2 separate regions of the Homo sapiens genome follow, and region 1 is linked to region 2. Evidence: chromatin loops called from intact Hi-C (ENCODE). Cell type or tissue: endothelial cell of umbilical vein. All regions are shown on one strand. Links, peaks and the distances in the headings refer to the core of each region. The heading gives the core; the rest is flanking DNA.

Region 1 (12,364 bases), core at 1,927-9,926, 69 kb before region 2:
GCAGGTGACGAATGGGAGGTAGTGGGTGGTATGCTCATAATTGGAGTTTAAAAAGGTGATCCTGGCTTCACAATGGAGAACAGATTGGACAGGAGGAAAGAATAGATATGAGAAGTCCAGTTGGGAGTGTATTGCAGTCATCCATGGGGAAGATGATGGGGCCTTGTTTAACATGTTGGCAGAAGAGATGGAAATGACATTACAGAAATGTTTAGAAGTAGAATCAGCACAGACTCCGTGATAGGTGACACCTGGTGATGGAAGAATGGGATGCTAAGCATGGCCTATATGATCTCATTTAATTGTGAGAGCCTTGGAAACAATTCATATTCCCATTGTATGCCTGAGGAAATTGAGACTCAGAAAGACTCAGGGTTGGACTCCAGATTACTCAGCTGGGAAATGGCTGGGCCTTATGCCTTATAAACCAAAAAGTATCTGAGACAGATCTCAATCAGTTCAGAGGTTTATTTTGCCAAGGTTGAGAACACAATGGGGAAAAAGAGACACAAGCCACAGTCGGATCTGTGGCCCTATTTCTTCCAAAGAGAATTTTGAGGGCTTTGATATTTAAAGGGGAAAATGGGTAGGATGAGAAAGGGGAAAGAGAAAATAAAGGGAGGATATGGTCACATTCCACACGTTGTAGTGAAAAGGAGGGGGTAGAGGAAATAGTCAATTATATGTTTGTCTCATGCTCAGTAAATCTGCACTTTACATAAGATAAAGTAAACATGGAGTAGAGGAAGCAGTCAATCAAATGCACATTTGTCTTGGGATGGGGAGTGGGGACAATTTCTAGTCTCCTCTTGTCCCATACCCATGAAGATAAGCTGTTGATTTACATTGTCAGGGTGAGGAAGGCCTTCTGTGGAGACATGCAACCTTCTATCTGTAGCTATCAGTTTAGAAACAAAAGCAAAGGCAGGTCTTTTTGTTTTTTGTTTTTGCTTTTGTTTTTTGTTTTTGTTTTTGTTTTGTTCATGACTCAGATTCCAGGATGAGCCCTTTCCCTTTGGCACAGTGAATTTGGGGCCCTGAGATCTTATTTTCCTCTCACAGCCTTCTATTCCTCCATATTGTTTCTAGGGTTGCATAGGACATTTGCTTAGAAACTCCTCTCCCTACATCTTGTTATCTATCCCCTCCATTCTTGAGACTACCTCGAATGGTTTGCCATGTTTGTTTTCCAATCTGCCTCTCCCACTAGACCGAGCTTGTTGAGGCCTGCAGTTGTGTCTAGTTTGCCTCTGTTCTGCAAGTGCTTAGTTCCGTGCCTGGCTCACAATGAGATTACTTGCTGAGTGATTGAGAAACTTTCACCAGTCTCCGAAAGAAGACAGACATTTAGAGGGCAGGGTGGTTTAAATTTTTCTCACTGGCCTAATTCTCTCTTGTACCCAGACCACAGTTTTGGGATTTAGGCCGGAATGCCCAAAAAGGACTTTTAAGAAGGAACTGGAAGTTTCTAGAAACCTAGTGTGGCCAAAACAAAACAAACAAACAAACAAACAAAAAACAGGCTTTAGAATCATGAGGCTCTGGATCTAAATCCTAGCTCCTCAATTAATGAGGTGTGCATCCTCGAGTTACTTATCCTCTGTAACTCTTCAGTGTCCTCATGCATAAAATGAGGATAATTTGAGTAGCTGTATTTAGTTAATAGGGCTGTTGGGAGGATTGCATTTGATCTGTGCAAAGGGCTTGGCACATTAATATATAAATTTCCTGTTTTTGTAGAAAAGAAGGATAAGAATGCTTATGGCTAGCCAAGAAAGTGGATGGGGCTGGGAATTTGTCTCCACTTGACCTTAAAGTTTCCCTCACTTACTGACTCCTCTTCTTGTGGTTTATTCTGGAAGGAGGAAAGAGGAAGTTGGCTCTCTGGGGGTCCTCAACAAGCTGACAGATGTCCCCTAAGGCAGCTTTCAACAGAGAGCTCTTTATTATTATTATTATTATTATTATTCTTTGTGATTTACAGTGTGTGTCTACGAGCCTCTGGGCACAATCATGGAGCAGGAATGGAACTAATAAATTGGATCTGTTTCCAGCTTAATTCATGGCTCTGACAAAATTAGAAATGGAGACAGATGGGAGAGCCTAAACACAAAAAGTGTCCCTAAGCCTAGGTTCTCAGGTGCACGAGACAGCAGGCAGAACACTCTCCGGCTAGAACTGCAGTTGGTGCAAGACAGATCACATAGATGGAGGAGAGGAGACTGTGGACACCCCAGAAAGCCACAAATCTTTCCATTCCAAAACTGTTTGACTTAGGGATCCAGGCCTCTGGGATAATATACGCATGGGTTCAAATCCCAGCTGCACTGCCTATTTCTATAAGCTCGAGCAAGTGGCTGAAGATCACACAGCTGGCTATTGCAGTACTGGCTTCAGATGCAAGTCTGATCCCAAACCTGTGGCTTTTAACCATTATATGTACTATGTTGTTTATGAACATAGTTTGTCATATTATGATTGCACAACTGTGAATTAATTCCTTCAAATCAATACATTGTATTCGGAAGGAACTCAAGAAATACATGCTGAAAGTTTTGCTTAGATTATTTTCCCCCTGAAATTCCCTTGCTCCCTCAATTCCCAACCACAAAACAATTATAATGATCACTGGAAAAAGCATTTTAGAGAAATGCGTCTTAAGATCTTCATGAATTACTAAATTCACAATGTAAAGATAGATATCCTGGCTGTCTCTCAACTCTTATTTTCTTCCAAAGCCATGAGCTCTCTGGGCAAACCCTCATGTCATGTATTAACTGCTGCCTGTTCTTTTCCATTATCCTAGGCCCACTTGTCACAAACTAACAGGATGTTGATTTCCCTAGTGGCTCCATAGGTGCTGCAGGGTCAAGTGGGGGTGAAATGGGAGAGTGGGCAGTGGTGGGGCTCCCTCCCTTCCCCCATCCCAAGGGCAGCAGGATTCAAATTCTCACGTCAGCCAGGTGCCAACTGGCCAGGCCACTCATTAACCTTTGGGGTGCTTTCCCATAGTCAAAGCCAGCACAAAGCCAGCAAATGCCAGGAGCCCGCCACAGTATTGCAAGTCCCCCAAGGGCCATTCCTCCACCAAGGCCAGGCCCCATCCTTGTTGGGTCACAAGCACCCTCTTAACATTTCCAGGCTTATATTTTATCATAGTCAATTTATTATTATTATTATTATTATTATTATTATATATTTTTGCGATGGGGTCTCACTCACACCCAGACTGGAGTGCAGTGGAGTCATCATGGCCCACTGAAGTCTCAGCCTCCTGGGTTCAAGTGATCCTCCCACCTCAGCCTCCCGAGTAACTGGGACCACAGGTGCGCACCACCAAGCCCAGCTAATTTTTTTAGTTTTAAAATTTTTATAGAGATGAGGTCTTCCCATGTTGCCCAGGCTGGTCAATTTGTTTCTTTTAATGGAAATTAATCCTAGTTACAAAACCAAAACCATCATGGAAGTCTCAGAAAAGCACTCAAAAAGAAAAACAAAAACATTACTGGTAATCTCTCCACTCAAGGAATGTAACTGCTAACATTTTATTTCAAAACCTTCAGTCATTTCCCCCCTTTTGTTGTACAGCTTTTGAAAAAGGATTTTGCGTCCAAATGTTCTTAGGTTTAAGAAAAGGGGAGAAAAAAGTACTAATGTTATCCTTCCCAGAAAGAACTCGAGTAATCCCTATTATGTAAACTCTTTCAAAGAAACAGTCTGTTCAATACAGTTGCTAAGTCGTTTGTTGCTATAGCAATACTTGGCCCTAGAGCGCCATAAACAACCATCCTGACTCTAGCCTCCAAACACAAGGCCCCATTATCTCCCTCAGAGCTCTTCGAGGAGCTCATTTTGCCAAAGCTATTCATTTAAATTAGTAACTCCCTTCTTAATCACTTGAATTGCTTGTGCTTCACACCAAGTCACACTAGGGGGCTAAAAAAGCAGTTAGGGCAATATATTGGGATGCAGAGAGTTGGGGTCAGTATGCCTTTGATTGCGCAGATCTTTCCTTCTGGTGCTCTTCCTCAGCCGCTCTCACAGTCTGCCGTCTTGGATGCTGGCCACCCAGGGCAAAGCAAGGTTAGGCTAGGTGCTTCTGGGTGCAATGCCATTATAGTGAAAATTCTGGCAACACCATATTTAACCAATCCCAGGTAACTTTGTTGCATTAAAAGAACTAAAAAAATCAGAGAACATTCTGGAAAGCTCTTTGTAATGTTATATTACAGCTGCAGAATATCGTAACTGAAGGAAGATGTTCTAAGTGCTCAATATGTATTATTTAATTTGATTCTGGCAACAACCTTGTGGATTCAGCCAGCATTTCTCCTTGGTTTTACAGATGAAACAGTGGGGGCTTAGAGGTATTAAGTGACTTGCCCAAGGTCCCTGACTAGAAAGTGGTAGAGGCAGTTGGTTTCAAACCCATGCTGTGTACTTCACTCAGAGCCTGTTCTCTTGACCTTTATGTTACATTGCCTTGCAGCAAATGGATAGACATGTGTGGAGCTCTGACTCGTTGCACAAAATACAAGGGATTTAACATGCATTGTCTAAATGCTGTGATTGGTCTGGATAGACGTTATCACTTACATTGGTAGGTAGGGGAGCTAAGACCCAGAGATGTGGTGCTCCCAGGGTTGGCCAGCCAGCTGAGGTATAGAGGATTTGAACTCACCTCCCCCTGCTTCAAAGTGCTTCTTCCTCTACACAGCATAATTTTGTACCTAGAAATCACTAAGCCTAATGCTCTCTTTTTACAGATGAGGAAACTGAGGCCTGAAAATATTAAATGGCTTGCCCAAGGTCATTTCTCAAGGTCTAGAGCATACCTCCCTGCAGCCTGACAAGGAAGATGGAAGAGAATTCATCTGTGCTAAGCTGTTCTGGTATGCAAATGGCCCCTTTGCATTCATCTGAGTCCCAGGGGTGTCTGCAAAAGCAACTGCACTTGAAGAGTGTCTGTTTAATGTGAGATGATAGTGGAATCTTCAACCACTTCTACTGTGAGCTGGGCCATCTCGTCTCCCTAACCTGGCTTTGTCAAGCTGTGTATGCAGAGAAATCCACACTGGAAGTGCAGCATCTGGTGGGTACCCCGGGGGAAGAATGACATCTCTAATGTTTGGTCCCATTTGTTACTCCTACTCCATCCCTGCTGATGGCTGTGGCTCCTGTCGAACAGCCCTCCAATGTCCTCTTGTTACATCTTCTGGGCACTGCTTTCTCCCTGTGCCCCTTTCAGGCCTAGAGAGAGCAATGGTGCCCTACTGTTTTTAGCCTTGGGGTGGGGGGAGGGGCTTCCTCATAACTTTCTCCTTTATCCAGTCTTGCCCACACCATGGTAAATTGTCTCTTTAATAAATTACCCAATTTGAGCGTGCCCTCTCTTTTCTGCTGGGACAGTGACTGAGTCACTCCTCCAGTATTCCCTGATTCATCACCCCATTTATTTTCTTCCTGATACTTACCACAATCAGGAAGTGTTTCATTTATTATATATTTGCTTTTTATTGCCTTTCTGTCCTCCAGAATGTGAGCTTCAAGAGGATCTAGAAGCTCACTGGTTGATTATCTAAAGTCCGGATGACCACATTCACAGCCCAGCTGTGACAATTTACTGCAAAGCCTGTAAAATGACTCATTGCAACTGAGTTGGTGGCTCAGTTGGTGGCTGCCTCAACTGAACAGTCCCTTCCAAAGCTCTTTTCAGGGTGAGAGTAAAGGTTATATTTCAACTCCACACCCTTAGGCCCTGGATGCTATTTCTTTTTCTGGATTTTTCCTGGATAATTTCCACTGCAACAATGATGATGGTCAGGACCACGGTGATCATCTTGCTGAGCTCACATTCATTTCAGCCAAGAATTTGCATCCACCTACTGTGGGGCTGGATGGTGCTGTGGCTTCCAGGAAGGGGAACCCATCGCAGATGGATGCTCTCTACCTGCCTGGGCACTTTTTGAGGAACTGAGTGAAACTTCCATTTGCCTGATAAAAAGAAACAAAAACCCACCCATGGGTTCATCCAAATAATGTGTCAAAGGCTATTCAGGAGGAGCTCTGGGCTCTGTTTATTTGGTGTGCCCTCCCCTCCCATCTCCTCCCACTTTCTTCTCTTCCCTTCCTTTCTCTCTCTTTCTCTTTCTTCTCTCTCTTTTTTCTTTTTTGGAATAGGTGTGCTGAGGTTGGCAATCAGATGGGCAAAACAGAGCAGTTTTTGCAGGTAGAACAGCCCCTGGCTGCTTTCATAACACTCACAAGAGAGCAATGATCCTGGCAGGTACTTTTGACATTTAGGGCCTGCTTGGTACAGTTCTTACTGCTCAGCTCTTCATCATAGCTGAAAAAGCCCTCCAAGACACTGCCTGCTTGCCAGCCTCTCTCTCACACCTCTCCAGCCTACCCAGCCAGCCATCTGCCAGTCCCCAAATACACCAGCTTGCTTCATGTGGCTCTGCTTTTGCCTTCAATGCTTTCCTTGCCTGCTCTTTTCCCCTTGTCTCCTGGCTGAATGCCACTTATTCTTATTCTTCCAGACACAGATACAGTCGGTGTCTCACTGAGGTTCTCAAATACTTGCTCCTCAAAGTGTGGTCCTTGGCAGGTGCCAGTTTGCAAACCCTCTCCACAATGAAAGAAGTACAGTAACAGCAATTTGACAGAGTGATTTTATGACAGTGGAATCTAGTAATCATAAATTTGTGCTATTATTTCGTGTTCTGTTTATTTTTATACTAATTCACATTTTATTTATTTTACAAAACTGTTGGTATGTTTGGGGACAGAGAAACAAAATAAAAATTTTGTATATTATTGTTATACAAAAATCAGTATATCAAAGGGATACTGCACCCCCCTGTTTATCGCAATACTTATTCACAGTAGCAAAGACATGAAATCAACATAAGTGTCCATCAACAGACAATTGGATACAGAAAATATAGTATATTTTTCCAATGGAATACTATTTTGCCATAAAAAAGAATGAAATCATTGCAACAAAATGGATGGAAGTGGAGGTTATTACGTTAAGTGAAATAAGCCAGGCACAAAAAGACAAATATCGCATGTTCTCACTCATATGTAAGAGCTTAAAAAGCTGATCTCAGGGCGGTACAGAATAGAAAAACGGTTATCAGAGAACTATCCCGGGAAGGATTTGGGTGTAAGTCGGGGGTTGGTTACTGGGTAGAAACATACAGTTAGATAGAAGGAATAAGCTATAACATTTGACAGTAGAGTAGGGTGACTATAGTTAACAGCAATGTATTGCACGCTTGAAAGTAGCTGGAAGAGAGGACTTGGATTGTTCCCAACACATAGAAATGATAAATGCTTGTGGTGACAGATATCCTAGACACTCTGGTTTGATCACTGCACATTCTATGCATGTAACAAAATATCACATATCCCATGTCAATATGTACAAATATTATGCATCCATTTTTGAAAAGCAGAGTTTGTGCTCCCCACAGCTCGTTTATGAAATGCTGCTCCAAGGTTAAAGTTCCATATTCTTAGCTTTGCTTGATTGCCCCCAACTACTGCCCAGCTTCACTTTCCTCCCCATGTCTCCTTTGCACAACGTCCCCGCTCCCAACGGCTCCCTGACTTGAACATTCATGCCTGCTACCTCTTCTACTGGGCAGCTCTTCCATCCTTTCTCTGTTTAGAGAGAAAGTGCTCCTTGGTGCTCCCCAGCCTTCTAGGGCAGCTCAAATGCAACTTGCTCGGCCAGGTCCTCCAAACACACCCTCATCTGACTTAAGGCACTGCTTGCACTCCTGTAGCACCCTGCTATACCTTTGTTCTCAGCACTTGGGCCCAATCTGAGAGGTTGCTGGGAGTCCCACTGTCGAATGCTGGACCCCCTTATCCTCCTGATTATAGGCTTCATGAAGACAGGTGTCATTATACTATCTTGGGCATTACCATCTCCCTGGTTTCCATATCTAACTCATAGTACATGCTCAACAAACATGTTTTAGGCTCCTTTGATGACTGAGGAAATGAATAAATGACAAAACCCAAAATCAGCAACTGTTTTAGTGAATTACCTGACTGCCTCTATATCGAGTTGCTTATTTCATCTTCTTGACCCCTCTGGGGCCTCAATAAACCTTTTTTTTTCAATAATTTCTTCCAATATATCTTCTCAAAAAGTGTGGCTTTGCTATCAAGGAGAGCTGAGTTTAAATTCCAGTTGCTCTACCAACCAGCTGTGTCACCTTAGGCAAGTCATTTGAACCCTCTGAGCCTTAGTTTTTCTCACCTGTAAGATGGATATATAAAAACGTACCTCCCAGGATTGTTGGAGAATGAGATGAAATTGCCCAATTATAAACACCAGGCATAGTGCCACAGACTAGATGTCTAATCAACATTAGTTTTTTTCTCCTCTTGTTCTCCCTCCTTTCTCTGTTATGACTTTACAAAGACAAAGGCAATGCCTCATTCATCCTTGTGCCTCTAGAGCCTGATATGCAGCAGGTGCTCAGTACAAGTGTGTTGTGTGAGTAAATATTACCTTATTCAATAAAAGTAATTGTGCCAAGGGATCAATGTTTCCAGTTTCTTAATCCATAAAATGGATATGATAATTTTTATTGTTGAGAGATTTGAATAAAATAATGCATATAAGTGCTTGGCACAATACCTGGTTTGCTAATTGCTAATTGTTATTATCAGTAATAATGATAATGTATCAGATGGTATCCCCAAATTCTAAACACCAATTTCATTTCAAATAAATTGAACAAACAAAACAATGAACAGTGGCCAGGGTGGACTTCTTTCCAGAGGTATAGTGAAGGGGTGTCAATCCAATCTTGACACAGCTCAGATAATATATAAAGCAAATCTGTATGTAGTCAGGAGTGACAGCAGGGGATGCTGTTTCCTTAATAAAGAGGCAGCCAACTTGCAGCAGCTCCCAGCAGCTCTGATGCAGCATTTGAGAGCTCAGTTCACTTGGAAGCTAAAAGGGCAATAAGTTTCTTGTGGCAGGAACTGTGTAAGTACTGAACAGAAATCTATTGACTGACACTCCACAGTTTGGAACCCTGAATATTCTTTTTGTCTTTGGCTGGTTTTTGGACTGTGGGCTAGTCACTTGCGCTCTCTTGCATTACCAGCATAAAGGGAAGTCGTCCATATTTATGGATGAAAGGAGAGAAGCAAAGAAATAGAACCCTAATATCTCAAGGGACCCTTTGACTGCATTTGAATTCGGCTTCTCTCACCAAGCTGTACTGAGGGGGAGGGAGGAAGGAGAGGAGGAGGAGTGCTGAGGCTGCTTCGGGCTGTCTTTTTCTAATTCCTCTGCCCACAGGTGCATTAAAAAATGCACAGTAGTCATTCAGGAGCAGGTTGTTCAGTTTCCATGTAGTTGAGCGGTTTTGAGTGAGTTTCTTAATCCTGAGTTCTAGTTTGATTGCACTGTGGTCTGAGAGACAGTTTGTTATAATTTCTGTTCTTTTACATTTGCTGAGGAGAGCTTTACTTCCAACTATGTGGTCAATTTTGGAATAGGTGTGGTGTGGTACTGAAAAAAATGTATATTCTGTGGATTTGGGGTGGAGAGTTCTGTAGATGTCTATTAGGTCCGCTTGGTGCAGAGCTGAGTTCAATTCCTGGGTATCCTTGTTAACTTTCTGTCTCGTTGATCTGTCTAATGTTGACAGCGGGGTGTTAAAGTCTCCCATTATTATTGTGTGAATGGGCAAAAACTGGAAGCATTCCCTTTGAAAACTGGCACAAGACAGGGATGCCCTCTCTCACCACTCCTATTCAACATAGTGTTGGAAGTTCTGGCCAGGGCAATTAGGCAGGAGAAGGAAATAAAGGGTATTCAATTAGGGAAAGAGGAAGTCAAATTGTCCCTGTTTGCAGACGACATGATTGTATATCTAGAAAGCCCCATTGTCTCAGCCCAAAATCTCCTTAAGCTGATAAGCAACTTCAGCAAAGTCTCAGGATACAAAATCAATGTACAAAAATCACAAGCATTCTTATACACCAATAACAGACAAACAGAGAGCCAAATCATGAGTGAACTCCCATTCACAATTGCTTCAAAGAGAATAAAATACCTAGGAATCCAACTTACAAGGGATGTGAAGGACCTCTTCAAGGAGAACTGCAAACCACTGCTCAATGAAATAAAAGAGGATACAAAGAAATGGAAGAACATTCCATGCTCATGGGTAGGAAGAATCAATATCGTGAAAATGGCCATACTGCCCAAGGTAATTTATAGATTCAATGCCATCCCCATCAAGCTACCAATGACTTTCTTCACAGAATTGGAAAAAACTACTTTAAAGTTCATATGGAACCAAAAAAGAGCCCACATCACCAAGTCAATCCTAAGCCAAAAGAACAAAGCTGGAGGCATCACGCTACCTGACTTCAAACTATACTATAAGGCTACAGTAACCAAAACAGCATGGTACTGGTACCAAAACAGAGATATAGATCAATGGAACAGAACAGAGCCCTCAGAAATAACGCCGCATATCTACAACTATCTGATCTTTGACAAACCTGAGAAAAACAAGCAATGGGGAAAGGATTCCCTATTTAATAAATGGTGCTGGGAAAACTGGCTAGCCATATGTAGAAAGCTGAAACTGGATACCTTCCTTACACCTTAAACAAAAATTAATTCAAGATGGATTAAAGACTTAAATGTTAGACCTAAAACCATAAAAACCCTAGAAGAAAACCTAGGCATCACCATTCAGGACACAGGCATGAGCAAGGACTTCATGTCTAAAACACCAAAAGCAATGGCAACAAAAGTCAGAATTGACAAATGGGATCTAATTAAACTAAAGAGCTTCTGCACAGCAAAAGACACTACCATCAGAGTGAACAGGCAACCTACAAAATGGGAGAACATTTTCACAACCTACTCATCTGACAAAGGGCTAATATCCAGAATCTACAATGAACTCAAACAAATTTACAAGAAAAAAACAACCCCATCCAAAAGTGGGCAAAGGATATGAACAGACACTTCTCAAAAGAAGACATTTATGCAGCCAAAAAACACATGAAAAAATGCTCACCATCACTGGCCATCAGAGAAATGCAAATCAAAACCACAATGACATACCATCTCATAGCAGTTAGAATGGCAATCCTTAAAAAGTCAGGAAACAACAGGTGCTGGAGAGGATATGGAGAAATAGGAATACTTTTACACTGTTGGCGGGACTGTAAACTAGTTCAACCATTGTGGAAGTCAGTGTGGCGATTCCTCAGAGATCTAGAACTAGAAATACCATTTGACACAGCCATCCCATTACTGGACACATACCCAAAGGACTATAAATCATGCTGCTATAAAGACACATGCACATGTATGTTTGTTGCGGCACTGTTCACAATAGCAAAGACTTGGAACCAATCCAAATGTCCAACAACGATAGACTGGATTAAAAAAATGTGGCACATATACACCATGGAATACTATGCAGCCATAAAATATGATGAGTTCATGTCCTTTGTAGGGACATGGATGAAATTGGAAATCATCATTCTCAGTAAACTATCGCAAGGACAAAAAACCAAACACCGCATGTTCTCACTCATAGGTGGGAATTGAACAATGAGAACGCATGGACACAGGAAGGGGAACATCACACTCTGGGGACTGTTGTGGGGTGGGGGGAGGGGGGAGGGATAGCATTAGGAGATATACCTAATGCTAAATGATGAGTTAATGGGTGCAGCACACCAGCATGGCACATGTATACACATGTAACTTACCTGCACATGGTGCACATATACCCTAAAACTTAAAGTATAATAAAAAAAATAGCAGTTGATCTTCCTGTGGAAATTGTTTTCCAATCTGTATGAATTGAATGGCTCAACTAAATAAATGAAGAAAAATGAAAAAAAAATTCACAAAGACCCCCTATAAGCTAGCAGCAGCTTTCTAGAGCACATCTGCTCTTCATCAGGGTGACTTTCTTTCTCAGGTGGGAATGTTTTCCTGGTTGCTACAAGGCTTAGCCTTGGCCCTGTCCCTATGATTATTAATAACTTAGAGACAGACATAGGAGCTCATTTATCAAGTCTAATGATGCACAATATCTGGTCATCCCTCTCTGATGTCAACATCCTTGACACCTCCTCCAGAAGCCCTCCCTGGTCCTCTGGTCTAGTTTAAGTGCCCCTCTATGCCCTCAGTACAGACATTTTTCTCTACACTCAGTCCCTTGTGCAATTGTCAACTGTTTACTGGCCTGTCTCTTACACTGGACCATGCCACAGATCCTCAAGGACAGAGACCAAGTCATTCATTTCTGTACGCTAAGCCTCAGAACAGGTTCTCAGGGAATGGGCA
Region 2 (12,364 bases), core at 1,531-9,530:
CTGAGCTAACCTCCCCAGCCCAGGCTGAGTCCAGAAATGCTGGGAGCAGGGGAGCTTCTGGTTGCCATAAGAATCTGAATGTGACACTGGCAATTCATGAGTAAGAGGTCACTATGTGAGGGACAGTCCTACACACCCAAATGCCAAGAATGCTGCCCATGGAGAAATACCACGGTTAGTGAAAGTGGCAGTAAAAGGAAACCAGTTGCCCGGGTGCAGCGGCTCACACCTGTAATCTCAGCACTTTGGGAGGCTGAGGTGGGTAGAACCCAAGGTCAAGAGATCATGACCATTCTGGCCAACATGGTGAAACACCATCTCTACTAAAAATACAAAAATTAGCCAGGTGCGGTGGTGCATGCCTGTTAATCCCAGCTACTCAGGAGGCTGAGGCAGGAGAATTGCTTGAACCAGGGAGGCAGAAGTTGCAGTGAGCCGAGATCTCACCACTGCACTCTGACCTAGTAACGGAGTGAGATTCCATCTCAAAAAAAAAAAAAAAAGAAAGAAAGAAACCAGTTAGAAAGCAATGTGCTTGACAGTAAAACAGAGTTCCATGTGTATGAATGCACGGAGTGAGTCTGGAAGATCTTACAGCCCCAAAAGTTAATGGTGGTAACCCTCTGGGCAATGGAATTAGGGGAGCTTCAGAGTGATTTTTTTTCACTTGGCAAATCTCTATTGTAATTATTTTTCCTGCAAAGATGTTTTGTGATGCATATGATGTGATAAACAAGAAAATAAAGATTGTATTTACTTTCAGATTTTTTTTTCCCTAAAGATAGGTATTATTTGTAAAGACAGTTGAACTATTGAAGGAAGAAATGACTGAATGGAGTGCTTAATGATTAATGGAGTAATGGATCCACTGAGGGGAACCCTTTTTAGGGGCAGCAGCACCCTCATCCTTCTCCTCATGCTTGAACTCCCTGGGATCTGGAGGGACATAAAGAGTCCTTTATCTTTCTCCAGGTCCCACCAAGTCTCCGAGTTTCTGCAGGTGGCTTGTTAGTCACAGAAGTGCAGGTGAAATGGAGAAAGCTGCTTATCAGCCTGGGCCAGTGCAGATGCTATCACTGAGGTCCAGAGCCACACAAGAGCCTCAGTCTGACCTGTGTTTCTCTCCTGTTCCCCCTAAGATCCCCCCACGGCCATCTGATAAGACACATTTAGCTGTCTAGTTTGCATGGTCCTGACAATTTTCATTCAAAACATATGCAAATACTGAGGGCAGGTTGCTGAGGACAGAGGTTGTGGTGAAATGCTTCTAAACTTTTAACCAAATCATTCTATTAACCCCAAGAAGAGGAGCCTTTGATTTAGGCCTCAATTTGCATCAAAAGGACAGTTAGGCCTCTGTTCATTTCTACCTCCATCTGGCGGCTTATCTCCTCTCTGGGAAAGGGGAATTAGCAACGAGACACAGTGACTTTCCCAGAAGCACTGGGCTTGTTGACTCCTGGCGAGGTGGCCACTAAAGCCCCCTTCACTCACCAGCTGGGCCCTGTATGAGATGGAGCCTGGGCAGGCTCCAGGCAGGTTCCCAAGCCACAGGCCATTGGTCAGAGTCTGCACTTGCCAGAAGCAGTGGCAGGGTCAGCTGGGCGGGCAAGGCATTAGCAAAAAGTGCTGCACTAATCCAGCTGATGAATGAACGCTCTGAAAACAGCACCTTTGGAGTGGTAACTGGATACCTTACCAAGGGAAGCAGGTGATCTCCAGGAAGGCCACAGGGAATTCTGCAGAGGCATTTCCTGCTTCCTCACCCAGGCCTGGTGGTCTCAGGCTACCTTCTTCTAAATCCCAGACAGAACATCTGTTCAGACCAGTGGTCCTGGTGGCACCTGCTTCATGGGCACACAATTTGTACAGTCACATGGGGACCTATGTTTACAAGAACTCTGTCCCCAGTTTAATGCTCTGCTGTTGCTGTCTTGAAATTCCTAATAATCTTTTTTTAAAAGGAACTCCAGATTTTTAGTTCGCACTGGGCCCCATGAACTATATAGCCAATCCTAGACCTGGGTTACAGCATGGCACTGACACGGTCCTCCGCAGTCCTGGGGAAGGCTGAGGTAGCTGCTGCGCCTGAATTTGGCATTCAAGGCCTTTTCCAGCTTAGTTTTCTGACTGCCTTTCCAGTTATCCCCATATCCCACACTCTTGGGAACATGTCACCTTCTGCCAAAGATTCTGCCCCGCTCCTCCCTGCCTTTGCGCTTCTTATTCCCTGTGAGTGGTTAACCTGTCCCTCTTATATCCGTGCAGACCCTCTCTCAGATTTCTTGACCACAGAGGAGAATCTTTTTCTTCCTGAAGATTTTTTTTGACAACCTGCAGGCAGAGTTAGTGGCTCCATCTTCTTGACACCTCCGGTTGGAGCTCTTAGTGAATTCCAGAATGATCGTGCATCTGTCTCCAACGAGTCTTATTAAAAGTATTTAACAACAGGTATGGTAAAAGCACCAAACAATCAGAGCCAGTGGACGGAGGCCAGGCACAGCCCTGGAGCAGTGTCGCTGCTGGATTTGGGGAATCAGGGTGCCCTCAGGGCCCTGAGTAGGCGCTGTATACCAATCATTAAGGAGTATTTCAACTTTGAAAAGCAGGTCCCACTCTCCGGGTGTGGCCTGGCTGACTGGAGAGCGCCCCACTCCACCATGACCCTCAGCAGGGGTCGTGTGTGGTTCCTCTGTCTGTCCTGGTGTCTAAGACAGGGCTTGGCCAGAGTCAGTGCTCAGAAAAGGAGGATGGATGGGCTGGGGAAAGTCTATGATAATGGGTTTCTTCCTGGCATCCTTCACAGAGGGAGGGAATGATGAGACTGTTTGGAAAATCTGGAGACATTCGTCTCTCCAGTTTTCCCCAAGGGCCCTTCTCAGCTAATGAACCCAGCATATTGCAAAGTGTCCTGCAGTGACTGGGAGAAAACAAAAGGAAAAGGAAGCAGTCCCAGGCCACACGCATCCACACAAGACACATAAACACATGTTCACACACAAGCATGCCCAGTATGCGTGCAAACTTGTGTGTACATACCACTCAAACCCACCACATACTACACACACCACATACTCCCCAATACACCCTCATGCCTCCTAAAGCCAGGAGCAACCCATGGGAGCCAGCATGTGGGCCAGGTGGGCATCTGTGCTGGGTTAGGAGAATGGCCAGGGGGTGGGGGCTGCATGGATGCTCTAGAGGGAGAGAGGCCGTGGTGCTGGGAGGATCTGGAGAGGAAGAGAGGAGGGAGGCCAAGGGCACAAAGGAGAGAATGGGGCAGCAAGGCTTCATCTGGCTGGGGCAGAGAATGGGTCTTAGGAGGCCAGGAAGAAGGAAGGTACAGACAGGCAGGTTCTTGTAGGGGGAGGAAGGAGGAGACTCACGTGTGGAGAACCTTCTGCGTGTCAGGCATACGCTAGAGGTACTGCAGGTATCATCCCTGCTAATTCTTATACCTACCCCATGAGGTAGATGTACATCCCTCACTGCAAGGGGGATGATCCTCCTATTTCACAAATCAGGCTCAGACCGATGAAGTGACCCGCCCAGGGCTCCACAGCTGAGGAATGGAGCCCAGGTGTAGACCCAGGTCTGCAGGATTCCAAATCCCCTGTTATGTCCCCGTTGCTGTCCATCTGGTAAAAAGGTGTGTCTTTTGGCCTTTATTCCCACCTGCGCTGGGCCACACTTCTTGTCTTCCTAAAGGATGCACCTGAGCAGCCCATCCTCCCATCTTACATTTCCATGAACTCTAGCTGGGAAAGCATGGGCACTCGATGCAGGGCAGGGGATCGAGGCCAGCCCCCGGCTTCTCAGCCTCAGCACTACTGACAGTTGCAGCCAGATCATTCTTCATTATGAGGAGCTGCCCTGTGCCTTGTAAGATGTTTAGCATCTGTCTTAGTCCATTCGGCTGCAATACAAAAACATATTCGGCTGCAATACAAAAACCATATAGCTGGTGGCTTCTAAACAACAGAAATGTATTTCTCCCAGTTCTGGAGGCTAGAGGTCTGAGATCAGGGTGCCAGCATGGTCAGGTTCCCACGAGGGCCCTCTTCGGGGTTGCAAACTGCTGACTTCTCTTTGTATCCATACGTGGTGGAGAGAGAAAGAGAACACTCTGGCCCCTTCTTACAAGGGTACTAGTCCCAGTTATGAGGGCTCCTTCTCATGACTTAATCACCTTCCAAAGGCCCCACCTCCTAATACCATCACATGAGGGGTTGTTAGGTTTTCAACACAGGAATTTTGGGGGGACACAAGCATTCAGTCCCTAGCAACAGCATCCTTGGCTTCTACCCACTAGATGCAAGTAGCACCTTCCCTTTTCTAAACACCCAGTTGTGACAACCAAAAATTTCTCTAGACATTGCCAAATGTCCCCTGGAGGGAAATTCACTCTCAGTTGAGAACTGCTGGGCTGGATAGATAGCTGGTTGGGAGGACGCAGAGGGGATTTCCAAGTCTTTGGCTCCTTCTACAAAGATTTGTCAGCTCTCAGATAAGCACCTGTCCTTCTGGCCTAGGTGCTGATGAGTCAGGCCCAGTGGCAGGGGCTGGACAACATGACCTCTGGAGGGCCTTCTGCATGGGCGCAGCAGATCTGGCAGGGGGCCAGTCCCGCCCTCCCCCAGGGGTGACTGGGGCCCCATAGAGATACTTTGTCCAACAGCTCCCTTCCACCAGTATCCCCAGGACATGCAGACCCAAGGGCCAATTATAAAAATGAAAAATCCAGGTCTCGGCCTCAAATGAGTAGTTTCCTTTGGCACTTTGATTCTCTTGTAATAAGCGCCTAGTCACCAAGGAATCCCAGGAATGTGGCCTTGATAATGAAAATAGGCGCCTGGCCCAGAGGGGCCCACTCACTGGACTGGCAGGCAGGCCTCAGCAGGTAGCCTCCAAATCTCAAGCAGCAATTCCCCTGCTGGGCAGGGGCACTTGATGAAATTGGCTGTCCCCACTCGGCCCTGGGACTGTTTCCACATCCCTGTTTCCAGCTGCCTGGCTGCAGCACCCGCCTCCTGAAGAAAGCAAGAATCCTTATGAATGTCTGGCTCCGTATCAGGAAAAACAAAACATAACCCAGCCTCCAACCTAACATTTTTTGATTGTTTACTCTTTCATTTAATATCCCAACAATGATACTATTATTATCCCCATTTTACAGACAAAGGAGTTGAGGCACAGAGAGGTTAAGTCACTTGCACAAAGACTCTACTCTGGAAAGTAGAGTTGCTGAGATCTGAACCTGGGCAGCTGTCTTTGGAGTTGGTGCTCTTAAGAATTGCACTTCTGGGATTACAGGTTTGAGCCACTGAGGCGGGTGGATCACCTGAAGTCAGGAGTTCGAGACCAGCCTGACCAGCACGGTGAAACCCTGTCTCTACTAAAAATACAAAAATTAGCCAGGCGTGGTGGCAGGTGCCTGTAATCCCAGCTACTCGGGAGGCTGAGGCAGGAGAATCGCTTGAACCCAGGAGGAGGAGGTTGCAGTGAGCCAAGATCATGCCATTGCACTCCAGCCTGGGCGATAGAGCAAGATGCCATCTCATAAAAAAACAAAACAACAGACCTCAGTGTGTGACGTTCCCCTTCCTGTGTCCAAGTGTTCTCATTGTTCAATTCCCACCTATGAGTGAGAACATGCGGTGTTTGGCTTTTTGTCCTTGCGATAGTTTGCTGAGAATGATGGTTTCCAGCTTCATCCATGTCCCTACAAAGGACATGAACTCATCCTTTTTTATGGCTGCATAGTATTCCATGGTGTATATGTGTCACATTTTCTTAATCCAGTCTATCATTGTTGGACATTTGGGTTGGTTCCAAGCTTAAAGTATAATAAATATATGTATATTTATTATACTTTATACATTACATAAATATATGTTATATTTTACATTATACATAAATATATATGTCATATATATGTGCATATATATGTATATATGTATATATGTCATATATATGTGCATATATATGTATATATGTATATATATGTCATATATATGTGCATATATATGTATATATGTATATATATGTCATATATATGTGCATATATATGTATATATGTGTATATATATGTATATATGTGTGTATATATGTATATATGTGTGTGTGTGTGTATATATATATATATATATATATATATATATATATATATATATAAAACAAAACTAAACAAAACTGCACTTCTACTGCAAAGTGACCAAGGTATTTGGGCCCCCAGGGCTAAAACCTTACTATATCCTGTGAAAAACAAGGATCTTGGAGGAATTGAGGAAGAAGAAGTGCTACTTGCCTGGCCTGGTCAGGGAAGCCCACCTTCTTTGGGGCTCCTCCTGAGGCCCTGAATCTTTTGTTTTACTACAAAACAGCGTGTCCCAATTTCAGGATGCCAATCCCCAGAAATCAGTAGAATGAGGTGGTTTAGGGCACCGGCTTGAGTCCCGAGGGACTAGAGATGCAGGACCACCTCTGCTAGCCAATGTGTGCCAACAGGCGAGTGACTGAACACATCAGCGTCCTCATCTATAAAGTGGAGAGAACAGTACCGACTTCATAGCATCGTGACACTTAACGAGAGAGTGAACATGAAGCCTGGTGTCCGGGAGATCTGCAGACATCTTGACTACTATTTTGGCGAATGATGTGGGGGATCACCTAATGCCCTTGGAAGTGAGATGCTACCGCGTCACCTAGGGCAGGTTGTCAAACTTCTCTGGTATTCAGTTGGCTCACCTGTAAAATAGAGGCAAGAAGGAGATCCCATTTCAGGGCCCAGGGCTGGAAGTGGAATATGCAGGGAGCGTCAGCGGGTGAGGATGGCAAGAGCAAAGGCTCAGAGGTGAAAACAGCATTGGCTGGCTCAGGATTCCAGGCAGTTCAGGATACTCAGAGAGGGCAGCAGTTGGGCACTCGTGAGAGCTGAGACTACGAGATGGGCAGGCTCCAATTTTGAGGATGAAATCCTCTCCTGGCTTCTGAAGCGCAGGGACGTTGGAGGGACAAGAGGTTCTGACATCAGCTGAAATGATTATTGACTGTGCCCTTTTGTTCCCAGCACGCCTGGGGCTTACAGCTGGGTTTTCAGAGGACTGAAGGTTAGCAGAGGGAAGGAAACAGCTTGACTGGGCTGGGAGGAAGATAATTCGAGGGTGCAAGGCCCCAGGGCAGTACCTCCTCCTCCTCCCCTGTACCCTGGTCCCTTCTCACACACACACACACCATTATGTGGCACTTACAGTGGGCTGATTGTGAGCGCCAAGGTCCCAGGGCAGGGGCTGGGCTGGAGCAAAATTCTCCTAATAATAACCTCTCTCCATTAAGGGCTTGCTACACACCTGCCGCGAGGCTAAGGACTTCCCCAGCTTTATCTCACTTAATCCTTACCAGGGCTCTGCAAGGTATGGATGATGCTCCCTCTTTCATGAGGAACTAAGGTTCAGAGAGGCTGAGCACTCTGCTCAAGGTCACACAGCTGCCAAGTGGCAAACCAGGGTCCAGCCACGGGTGATCCAATCCCAAGGCCTTCACTAGTGTGCTCTCTGTAGCTCTTTCAAAGGGCTGTTCCCCTTAAACAGGCGATGGAAGTAGGGTGGGAACCCCCCAAACCTCCTTTTCGAGCTCCCTTAAGAGTTGATCCCTTTTCAGGTCCAGTTAGTTCAACATTTAAGTGAGTGATTTCCATAAACACTGTTTTTTAAGTTCAGTCCTCTAAGATATGTCACCTATTTGAAGATACACCATTGGTTTAATGATGACTTTCAGAGAGGAAATATAAAGGAAGAGCACATTAGCGTAATGTGCTCTGATTTCTCCCACTTTACATCATGGGAACACGAGCATCTTAGAATGGAGGAGATGTTGGATCAGACTCTGTTAAACACCAGCGACAAAAATACGAAGAATGAGACTCATGGGAAAATTCATGCTCCAGCTGTTCTTTCAAATAGCCAATACATTTGGTATCTACTTTTTATTAAAATGTCATTTACATAGAGTGTAATCCACACATATTAACAGAGTTCTTTCATATGTCTACACCCACACAGTCACCATCTCTTCATTGAATATTTATTAAGCACTATTTTTCAAAGGCCAGAAATACAATTAGGAGCATCATTGGCAAGGTCTCCTCCCTCAATGCAGTGGAAAGTGCCGGGAGGCAGAAGGATGAAGTACACAAAGACCTCCACAAAATTATTGCAATTGTGCTGGTATAATGAGAAAACCAAGCAGTGTGCAGAGATCAAGAAGAAAGAAAAGGAGCCTGCATTTTAAATAGGGTGGTCAGGGATAGTCTCTCTTGTGCAGGAAGCTGGAACCTGAAAAATCAAAGTGTGGTATCCCCAGGAAAAAACATCCCAGGCAGAGAGAACAGAAAGTGTGCAGTTGCTGAGAAGGCAGAGAGCTGACGCTGGAGAAGACTTGTGTAACTGGTGGACATGGGCAATGGTGAGAAGCACCTAGAGAGACGGGCATTGGCCAAGTCAGCCGGATACGTGGGGGCATTGGGATTTGCTTCTCTGCCAGGTGTGTGCCATAGGGGCATTGGTGTTACGGGCAGGAGATCAGAGAAGACTTCATTAGGTGGTCACTTCCCACTGCCAGGTCAGCTGGACATGGGAAGGGCATTCCAGGGAGGGCACCGTGTGTCTGAGGGCACAGTGGTAGAAAGTAAGGATGCTTGTTCAACTGCCTCCCCAGGGCCCTACCTGGCTGGAACCTAGAGGAAAAGGGGACACAGAGGGGAGCCGGGTGGGAAGGGTGACCAGTGACGCAGAAGAGGCACCCACAGACCTGTCCCTCGTGGGTGCTAAGGGAGTTCAGATATTATCCAGAAAGCAGTGCGTCAAAAAGATCCTCCATGCAGTATGTACAGTGAATTGGAGACATCACAGACGTGGCATAGGATTAGGCCCTAGAGGCACCAGGGGGTCTCTGAAAACTGCAGTGGATGGGTCTCCTGTGAGCATCGCAGTGTGTACAAAGAGTCCCATAGCACTTGTGTCTGTTCCTGCTGCCCTATTTGAGGAAAGGTACTGTGTTTTATTTTGAGATCCATGGTGCCTGGACATAGCAGGTGCTCAGGAATAACTGAATGAGTGGATTACCATCTCACATGTGCTGTTACCATCCCCTCTCCCCAGTCCATCCCCAGTCGCAGTGTCTCCTCCCTGAAAGCACTCAACACCCCAGATGCCCAGCCCACCCCCACCTCACCCAGGTGTACAAAAAACCCTTACTGGCCACAGCATTTAGACACACTTCTGCTCAAATCTTGGCTCTGTTGCATACTTGCAAGGTAGTGAACCTCTCTGACGCTCAATTTTCCTATTCTCTTAAGTGGGGGTAATAATAGTGGGAACTCCCAGAGTTGTGGAGAAGATTCGACAAGTGAATGCACACTTCCTGGCCACAGCGAGATCTTGTTAGGAAAGAAAGTTGCCAGGGTGAGCTGTAGGCCTTCCCTGTCCAGTCCTGGCCTCCCACTGCCACCCATAACAGAACAGAATCCACCGGAAAGGCAGAAGCACAGGCTGTGGACATTGGTATATGATATCTCTGTCTCCTGTGTCTAGTACTACAGGCTGGCAGTTTTTCCAAAACTGGTATTAATCTGCAAATCAATCCAAGTGATATAATAAGAATGAGACTATCTATACACCCCAGAAGCCAGGACTCAATCAAATCCTTCTATTTTTGAAAGAAGCCCTCTGAGCAACTTTTCTTAGGACTATATTAAGACTAACAGGCTGGTCACTCCTCACCATCACCTCCCACAAGTCCTTGAAAGCCTCCCTGACCTGAGGTGCGTGATCCAAGATGTGTGGGTCTTCCTTGGGCCAGTAGCGGGGCCCAGGGCTGAGCTGCGGTCACCAGAGATCCAGAGGTGGGAGAGAAGCTGGATCCTCACATGGCTTCTGCATACAAGTCACATGAAGTGTCAAGTGATGGACTGTTGCTAAAACCCTCAAAGCTGAATCCCCAGCTCATCCAAATACATGTGCACATTAGAGAGAGGGACATTTAAGCATCCTTTGGGATGAGAGAGGCAGGGTTTAAATACCAACCTTGTCCCTTATTTGCCACCTGATTTTGGAGTATCAGTTGGGATTAAGGTAATGTGCAAATTAAAAGAGGCACCAAATAATAGTGACTAAGTAAGATAGAAATAAATGTCTGACGGGCAGCAGTCTATGACTGATGTGGCAGTCCTTAGTGCCAGGAACCCGGGCTCTGCCTTGCATAGATCTTTCCAAAGATCTTGCCCTTCACAGAGCACGATAGCTGCTGAAACTCCAGCCCTTATGCTCACATTCTAGCAGGCAGAAAGAAGTAAGGAACAAGAAAGGGGAAATCTTCGCCTCCTAGCTCCTTTTAAGGATACTTCCTGGAACCGTATACATCATCTCAACCCAAACCCCATTGGCCAATCTTAATCACATGACCACACATGGATGCAAGAGAGCTTAGGAAAGGTCATTATTCTGGTTAGCCATGTGTCCAGATAAGAATCAGAGAGTCTAGTCCTAAGGAATAGGGAAGATCATCTATTGAGGGACAGCTGGCAGCCTCTGCCACCATGGGGCAAAATCACATCCTCTCTGATCTCTGCTTTTTTAATCTGTAAAATGGGATTAATAATAGTATTCATAGGGTCATTACGAGAATTAGCTGAGATTCTGTAATGTGCCAAGCACATTGCCTGGACTATGGTGAGTGCTCACTATCTTTCAAGAGATACTCACCTTATTGAGTCATGACTCACACCTTTGAATATCTGCAATAAGAACCAGCAGAATTGCTCTTTCAAAACTCATCTCAGGCTGATTTAATGTTGTGTTATCTTAATGGCAATACCTGGTTTGCAAGAGGGAAAGAGAAGGAACTCACGGAGGCATCACTGCTGGGTTGTCATTATCCCTCTTTTACAGATCAGCACGGTGAGATGCACAAATGTAAAGGACAGATGGAAGGTTACCTAGTTAAAAGAAAAAGCTACACTTTGAGCCTGGTCTTCTCTCAAGCCTGGGCACCTAACACTGCATTATACTGCCACTCTTCTGTGAATACCATGGGCAAGCATCCTTGTGCCCAGGAGATCCCAACGGGAAAGACTTGTCTTGGAAGACCATGTTTCATGCTGCAGGAACTTTCATAGCCAACCCTGTGGGCTCTAACAGGATGCTGCCCAAACACCCTCCACCTGCAGATGAGCTCGGGCGCCACATCCAGCGTTCTCTGTGGAAGCCTGCAGCCCCTAGGCCATGGTGGGAGCTGCGCCTCCCAGTGGGATGGGGGTCTTCTGGTGGTCACCAGCCACCACGCTCCTTGGCACACAGTGCTGCAGTGCAGGTTTGCTCCAGTCCCAGCCTGAATCTTGTGTGGGTAATTGCTCAGCACTAATGTTAGAGTGTGACATCACAGGGCCTTACTTTTTCACAATTGCTACCTGTGGGTGCTGGTGCTGTGGCTGAAGTTCCGGGTTGGCTGAGATACCCAGAAGGAACCACAATTGCTCAGGGGCCTTCCACCTACAGGAGCCAAGGAAGCCAAGCCAAGGAGCTCTGCCAAGCCTGGCACCAACTCTGTCCACGAGGAGGGTTTGGTTGAGCTCTGGACACTCATGCGCCATGAGACCTCAGCCCGAATGCAGAGGGTGCGGGCCCAGACTCTCTTTGCAGTTGTGGCCTAGAAAGCTCTGAAAGACCTGCAGGGTGGTGGGTTAGAGGGACTGCAGGGGTATGGAAGGAAAGGTCTGCTTCTGAGAGTCCTTCCTTGGGCTCTTGTCCTCAACTATCTCCTGGCAGCTCAGCCCGGCTGAAGAATAAGGTGCCAGGAGTGGGAGGGAAGAGGAGTCCCAGGGAACTGGGGAAAGCTGAGGCTGAAGCATCCACCAGGATTCCACTGTGTGTGTGTGTGTGTGTGTGTGTGTGTGTGTGTGTGTGTGTGTGTGTGTGAGAGAGAGAGAGAGAGATGTATTTAGGCAGGATTTGATGCTGCAGGCTTGGGACAGGGAGACATCTTCTATATGCTATGATGTGCACCCACAGTCCCTGGCATCTAGAGCTGGTCATGCTTCTGAGCTGTGGGATAATTTCTATCCAAAGCCAGCCTTGGTCTGGGCTTACCTACTCCTTCTGTGCCCCCCATCCCACCTCCTTTCTGTGTCCTGCACCCACTCTGGCCAGCACTCATCAATGTGTCTTCACTGACCTGGTTATACTGCAAACTCCTTGAAGGCAGAGGCCATGCATTAGTGCAGCACCTGGTGTGCAGTAGCAGCGGCTCAACGATGGCAAAAGAATAAATTCTCATTTGGAGGCTGTCCTGGTGTCATGTGTATCTCTCT

Evidence for each region. A loop is a pair of places that touch in the nucleus more often than their neighbours do. Peaks named below come from ENCODE experiments on the same cell type or tissue, not always from the same donor. Only the 100,000 strongest peaks of a DNase experiment are listed, where the experiment ranks them.
Region 1: it touches region 2 in a loop (5-fold over the local background); 3 of 110 quality-filtered maps call a loop at or near these places.

What each region holds. Positions count from the first base shown.
Region 1 is chr5:170,212,985-170,225,348 of GRCh38, reverse strand. No RefSeq gene overlaps it. Among named protein-coding and RNA genes, the nearest start is that of C5orf58, 14 kb to the left of the region's middle. RefSeq lists an enhancer at 4,776-5,975 and a silencer at 8,810-9,104. In endothelial cell of umbilical vein, for the core only: a CTCF peak has its summit at 8,889; DNase peaks (open chromatin) are centred at 5,468 and 8,908; H3K27ac peaks cover 1,700 bases.
Region 2 is chr5:170,143,738-170,156,101 of GRCh38, reverse strand. No RefSeq gene overlaps it. Among named protein-coding and RNA genes, the nearest start is that of FOXI1, 44 kb to the right of the region's middle. RefSeq lists an enhancer at 1,045-1,575. In endothelial cell of umbilical vein, for the core only: no CTCF peak of the experiment used is centred there; a DNase peak (open chromatin) is centred at 4,781; H3K27ac peaks cover 1,731 bases.